Regions from separate parts of the Homo sapiens genome. Here region 2 is linked to region 1. Evidence: chromatin contacts called from ENCODE Hi-C data. All regions are on one chromosome and are shown on one strand. The core of a region is the stretch at or near the end of the contact, and the rest is flanking DNA. Distances in the headings are between cores, read along the strand shown. Region 1 overlaps SHH (sonic hedgehog signaling molecule). Region 2 overlaps LOC102723795 (a long non-coding RNA gene).

Region 1 (3,283 bases), core at 1-2,500:
TGAAGGTCCGGTTCATATTATTTAAAACATCTATTCATACCAAACAAATAAATAGCCAGGAGAGGAGGAAAAAATAACCAAAATAAAACAATAACCAAAAAAATTCAAAAAATATATATCAACTAAGCACAACAACAAAACTTCCCGGGGTCCTTGTTTCCTTAGAGTCTACTTTGGACTGTCCTACTTTATTATTCTTATTCTTATTATAACTCAGTCTGGTTCGTGCGCCTTTTCCGAGTGTCTTTTTGCTTTGCGTTGCTGTTGCTGCCCCGCCCCGCCCCCTCCCGCGCCCCTCCCCCGGCCCCCCGGCTTCAGCTGGACTTGACCGCCATGCCCAGCGGGTGCAGGGCCTCGCTGTCCAGGAGCCAGGTGCCTATTTGGTAGAGCAGCTGCGAGTACCAGTGGATGCCCGCGGTGGCCCCCGCACCCGGAGCGTCGGCAGCACCTGGAGCGGTTAGGGCTACTCTGCCGCCGCCGCCCCCGCGGTCCCCGCCGCCGCTGTCCCCGCCGCGGTCCGTGCGCGCGGGCGCCAGTGCAGCCAGGAGCGCGTGCGCCAGGCGGAAGGGCGCGAAGGCCCGGTGCGCCCAGCTGTGCTCCTCGATGACCGCGTAGCACGAGGCCAGCACCCGGTTGATGAGAATGGTGCCCTGGGCCGTGAGCGGCGCGTAGGCGCCCGCGGCCTCCTCGCTTAGGGTCACGCTGTGCACAGCGGCGGGCAGGAGCCGGCGGTCCCCGTCACGCTCGGCCACCACGTACACGCGCTGGCCCGGGCGCACGCGGCTGGCGAACAGCGCCCGAGGCCCCAGTGCGCCCCCGGAAGGCGGCCCCGAGCCCGAGGACGCCTCGGGCTCCCCGGTGGCCGAGTCGTTGTGCGGCGCCACAAAGAGCAGGTGCGCGGCGGTGAGCAGCAGGCGCTCGCGCGGCTCCCGCGTCTCGATCACGTAGAAGACCTTCTTGGCGCCGTCGTCGCGGTCCAGGAAAGTGAGGAAGTCGCTGTAGAGCAGCCGGCCCTGGTCGTCCGCCGCCAGCACGCGGTCCCCGGGGCTCAGGTCCTTCACCAGCTTGGTGCCGCCCTGCTCCAGGTGCACCGTGGCCGAGCCCGGGAAGCAGCCTCCCGATTTGGCCGCCACCGAGTTCTCTGCGGGTGAGGAGAAGGGAAAGAAGAGAGGACAGGGCATTGAGTTCCGAGAGGGAGGCGCGTCTCGGGGAGGAGGGCGCACGCTTGGTGCCCGCGCTCCTAGGCCAGGGGTGCGCAAGGCGCGGGGCGGGGCGATTGATTCCAGGCGGGTCCCGCACACACCTCCCTCCCCCAACCCCACTGCCCCAGGGACAGGATTCCGACACATTCCTTAACGACTCTCTAAGTCTGGGCTGGCGGTCACAGAGGTTGGCTGGCGTTTCCTGCAGAGGCCGGTGACACTCTTTCCTTCCGCCTTCCTCCAACCCCACCCCCAGCTCCGCACACACCCGGCCTCGCCGCGAATCCATCCAGAGGGTGTTTGCTCTGCACTTGGATTCCTCAGGAAGCCTCCTTGAGCTCCCGCGGGCGCCGGGCGCACCCTCCTTCCCTCCCGCCCCGGCGCGGGGCGCGGCGCCTGCTCGCGCACTCAGCACCCGGGCTGCGCGGCGGAAACCCCTGGCCCGCCTGCCCGCCTGCCCGCCTGCCCGCAGCACCCTGCCGCGCCTCGGCGTGGGCCTGCGGAGGGGCGGGGGCGGGGAGTGAAAAATAGCTGCAGTAGTTGTAGCAACTGGACAAACATTCCAGAGATTGGCCGAGGTGTGAAAATCCGAGGCTTGTGTGGATTTTCTAATTAAAATCCAATAAAGGGCCCAGCATTGTCATTGTGATTTCTGGGATAAACAGGAGACACTCTTGGAAGGGGACACTTCCATTTTCTCCCCTCCCTGTTCTCAGCTCACTCTCTCCCCAGCTCGCGGGCCTCCCCCTCCCTATTTGCTCAGGTGCAACCCCCCCCCACCCCGTGTGCAATTCACAAGCACTATTTGCACAGCCAGGCCTCTCTTCCAAGCACTCAAGATGTGTATTTGAATTTTAAATGGCGGGGCCTGTTCGGAGCGCTGGAAGCGCCGGGTCTCAAGGCCCCTTGACTACCCGCTTTCTCGAGCCCTCTGTCGCTCTCTGAGGCTCACTGTCCCCAGGACAATAATTGAAGTTGGGGCGGAGCGCAGGGGGCCGGGGAGGAGGGCGGGGAGGGCCGTCTTCTTTGCATTCCAATCTCCGGGATCATGCTTTTTGCAAATAGAGATTGCCAGAAAGAATCTTCCTGCTGGAATTACAGGGGGCTTTTAATCTTCTCATCGGTTTCTCTGGCATGAAGTGCGGGGCTGGCCGTTGGAGGCCCTCCGTAGCCCCCCGGAATGCGACCCCGGGCGCTGGCGAGCCCGAGTCGTCGAGTCGCACGGCCCGGCTTGACACGCTGCGCCCCGCGCCCCCGCCCGTGTGCTCAGAATGCCAATGAGCGGCTCCCGCGCCGCGGCTCCGCTCTCCCGGCGCGATCCGGGGGATGGATTAGCGCTGCTCACTTGGGAGGAGGCCTCCGGAGACCCCCGCTAGGGGGACCCCGCGGGCAGGGAGCCGGGGAGGAGGTTTTGCGCAGGGGGCGCCCTGGGCCCAGGGGCCGCCGCCGAGCCCGCGAGGTGGGGGCGCCGCCTCCTGCCTGCCTGCAGCCGGGAGCTCTCCGGGCCGCACACCCGCCCCTGCCGCCCCCGCTCCACGCCTTTGCTTTCTGTGGGGACGAGAAGCCACTCTAGCCTTTACCTACAAGTGTGCCTTGACACCTTAACAGTGTTTTCCTACTAACATAGTGCCATTAACATGGAATTTAGGAGACAAGTAGGGAAGCCTGGAAGGGGGTTGAGGAAGGCAGAGTTTCCCCGAAATTCACCGTGAACGGCTTTGCTAAACGTGCCAATTTATGCGGGCGGAGAAGAGCGCTGTGCACACAGCCTCGGGCCGGAGGTTTGCGTGCGCGCGATGGCGCCTCCTCCACGGCTGTTCCTCGCCGGCAACAGCGTGTGGCGTTGCAGGCCCAGAGAAGACAGCCTCGCGCCGACTCGGGCCGGCGTTTCGGGGCCTGCCCGCCGCCCAGGGCGTCCCGGCCCGGCTCCCAGTAGGAACGCAGGCTCCGGGCGCGCCGCCTCCAGATGCTGGAGGTGGTTGCCCCTGGGTTTACTGCCGCCCACCAGGCCTCTCCCCAAAGGCAGCTTAGGATCCACGGGCGCCCGGCGGGGAGGAGCCAGGACGCGGGCTCCGGGGCAG
Region 2 (3,283 bases), core at 302-2,801, 1.1 Mb after region 1:
CATGTTGGTCAGGCTGGTCTCGAAATCCTGACCTCAAATGATCCACCTGCCTCAGCCTCCCAAAGTGCTGAGATTACAGGCATGAGCCACGGGGCCCAGCCCTGTTACATTGTTATATTATTTATATTGTATTGCCTAAGACCACAAAGCTATAGTTGCAATACAGGCAAATAGCAATTTTGTCAGAATTATACTGTAGATAATTAAGGATGGAGTAAGTATTCAGGTTAAATGATACATTTTGTTTACAGTGTCTAAATTCACTGGATAATTACCCTTCTCTCACTTTCTATCCTAATCATTAAAATGTAGGGGGTGGGTTGTTTTTTTTGTTGTTGTTTTTGTTTTTGTTTTGAGACGGCATCTCACTCTGTTGACCAGGCTGGAGTGCAATGGCGTGATCTTGGCTCACTGCAGCCTCCACCTCCCAGGTTCAAGTGATAGCTGGGATTACAGGTGCCTGCCACCATGCCCAGCTAATTTGTGTATTTTTAGTAGAGATGGGGTTTTACCAGATTGGCCAGGCTGGTCTCGAACTCCTGACCTCAAGTGATCCACCTGCCTCGGCCTCCCAAAGTGATGGGATTACAGGCGTGAGCCACCACGCTTGGCCGGGTTTTAATTTTTCATTTGGCTGTTTTACAAGTTAAAGTTTGAAACTTCAAAACTTAGCCTCCTGCTTTCAGGTAAGTGTGTGAGTGTGTGTGTGAGTGTGAGTTTGTGTGTGTGTGTGTGAGTGCTTACAGACCTCAAGGAAAAGTGATTCTATTTAATACAACAAATCTTAGTAACCAGCCCTGGCATCATCAGCCTTTATTCATCCAAACATTGAAGGAGCAGATGCTCTTACTTCTCCCCTCAGGTAGTACATTTAATTCTAATAGTGATGTCTGCATAGCCTAGCTCCTGATATGAGTCTAAGGGTAGACTTTAATCTGAAATATGAATAATAGTTACCAGGAAAAGCATGCAAATAAACATGTGGCATTAACTGAGGAATCATTTCTGAAGTCACTGACTGCATTCCTGTAGTTAGAAAAGAAACCATGCACCATTCTACTTCTGAAAGATTTGTTTCAGAAGCATTAGAAATCCTAGCCAGTACAAATCAGATTAATTCGAGAATTAGCAGGGATAGGCTTTATTCTGAAATCATGAATGTTCTAATTAAGTTCAAATGTGGTTAATTCCTCTTAGGCATGTTACAATAATAAGTAGTGGACTTGATGTGGGGTGAATATCCTTGATCCCTGTCAATAATTAAATTGGTTGGCATAATGTCTAATGTTGTAAAAACCCCAATCTTCCACTTCTGTCTCATTAGCAAAAATAAATAGGCTGGTGTTAACCGCACAGACTAATAAAGGCATTCAGTATTGTTCAAGGACACGCCAAAGGAGGTCCAGGGTGCTTGTTTGCCGACAGTTGTTTATTCAGCTTGGTTTTCTTCTTCCCAAAAAGAGAGTGAGAAAACGGGGTGAGATTAGCAGCTCTCACACATTCACACTGCTGGGCAACCTGGTCACTCGCCAAGGGGCAGAGACAGGAATTGGTTCTGCGCAGCGCGGGCAGGCTGGGCGACGGCAGCCATCAGTGTCCTGTGGCCTTGGACCACCGACAGGCCCACGCTCACCTGCTTCCGTGCTTCAGGCAGAGGCAGCGCATAAACCCCAGAGGTGCGCCGGACCCCTCACACTCTCCTCATTGTGTTTGCAGAGTCAAAAGGCACATTCCTCCATCGGTGAATGAATGCCTACCCGTACTCAGGCATGAGAGGAGAAGCAAGTTTGTACCGTGGGCAGACAGTCACACTCGCCTGGCCTGTCCCAGTAAATTGTTCTCTCTTTGTGTACTAATTAGGGTGACTCAACATGTTGTTTGGGGGTGAAGACATCTGCATTCACTCTTGTTTTTTCCTTTGGTTTTCACGCACTCACTTGGCTCACCCTCACCAGGATTGGCCTGCCCTGCGCCCACCCCTACTCTAGGAGCTGAGAATACTGACGCAAATAAAGCTTACACATAAGCCCTGATTCAAGAACAGTTCTTACAGGTCTCAGCTATCTTATGCATATACTTTAGGAGGAGAGACAAATACAATTGGTTAAGTATTAAAATATCAGGTAATTGATCAATGCTATGGAGATAATTGAAATCGGATGGTGCAATCAAGTGCAGATGAGGCAGTCAGGAAAGACAAAGGGGAACTCTGAAAAGTGGAAAGAGGAAGGCAGACGTGTAAGGGACCCCAGACTGGAGGAGCACCCCAGTAGCAGGATGCCTTACAACTCCCCACCCACAGCCCAAGTGACCCGGGCCAGGTGTCTTCTCACCCACAACCTTGAACAGAAGGTGGCCCAGGTAGGCTCACTCCTCCCTCAGATCAGACAGGAGTTCTGCCAAGAGCACCAGTCAAGCCTGGCAGCACTGGCGAGGGGATTGCCAGGGAGCTCGCTGACACCAGGGCCAGGGGACCTATAGGGTCCAGCCCTACAGGGCTTAGTGAGTGTTCTCCCCGTGTGCAGAGATGAGAGATTGTAAGAAATAAAGACACAAGACAGAGATAAAGAGAAAACAGCTGGGCCCGGGGAACCACTACCACCAAGATGCGGAGACCGGTAGTGGCCCCGAATGGCTGGGCGCGCTGATATTTATTGCATGCAAGACAAGGGGGCAGGGTAAGGAGGGTGAGTCGTCCAAGTGATTGATAAGGCCAGGCAAGTCACGTGATCATGGGACAGGGAGCCCTTTCCCTTTTAGGTAGCCGAAGCAGAGAGGGAAGGCAGCATACGTCAGCGTTTTCTTCTATGCACTTACAAGAAAGATCAGACTTTTTAAGACTTTCACTATTTCTTCTACTGCTATCTACTACGAACTTCAAAGAGGAACCAGGAGTATGGGAGGAACATGAAAGTGGACAAGGAACATGACCATTGAAGCACCACAGGGAGGGGTTTAGGCCTCCAGATGACTGCGGGCAGGCCTGGATAGTATCTAACCTCCCACAAGAAGCTGGTGGAGCAGAGTGTTCTTTGACTCCTCCAAGTAAAGGGAGACTCCCTTTCATGGTCTGCTAAGTAACGGGTGCCTTCTCAGACACTGGCGTTACCGCTTGACCAAGGAGCCCTCAAGCGGTCCTTATGCGGGCGTGACGGAGGGCTCACCTCTTGCCTTCTAGGTCACTTCTCACAATATCCCTTCAGCACCTGACCATATACCCACCCGCCGGTTATTTATTGGTTGTATTAGTAATACAACAAAGAGTAATAGTAAAAGCTAATGA

The links. A loop is a pair of places that touch in the nucleus more often than their neighbours do. Pooled maps may share reads with other maps.
Region 2: a pooled map shows a loop between it and region 1 (2.9-fold over the local background). The contact joins two enhancer-like sites. A Hi-C loop is called at or near these places in 1 of 168 maps with a recorded cell type or tissue (adrenal gland) and 3 of 50 pooled maps.

The regions. Positions count from the first base shown.
Region 1 is chr7:155,802,586-155,805,868 of GRCh38, forward strand. It overlaps SHH (sonic hedgehog signaling molecule), which reads right to left. Exons shown (of 3, transcript NM_000193.4): 3 at 1-1,141. The coding sequence ends at 315. Among named protein-coding and RNA genes, the nearest start is that of SHH, 8.2 kb to the right of the region's middle. RefSeq lists a silencer at 2,495-2,674 and an enhancer at 2,581-3,283. Within about 2 kb of position 1,251, at least 5 of the 41 ENCODE cell types and tissues checked have a DNase peak (open chromatin) inside an H3K27ac peak, as active enhancers do.
Region 2 is chr7:156,917,905-156,921,187 of GRCh38, forward strand. The region is part of intron 3 of LOC102723795 (a long non-coding RNA gene); the gene reads left to right. Among named protein-coding and RNA genes, the nearest start is that of LMBR1, 26 kb to the left of the region's middle. RefSeq lists enhancers at 910-969, 990-1,059, 3,068-3,207. Within about 2 kb of position 1,552, at least 3 of the 41 ENCODE cell types and tissues checked have a DNase peak (open chromatin) inside an H3K27ac peak, as active enhancers do.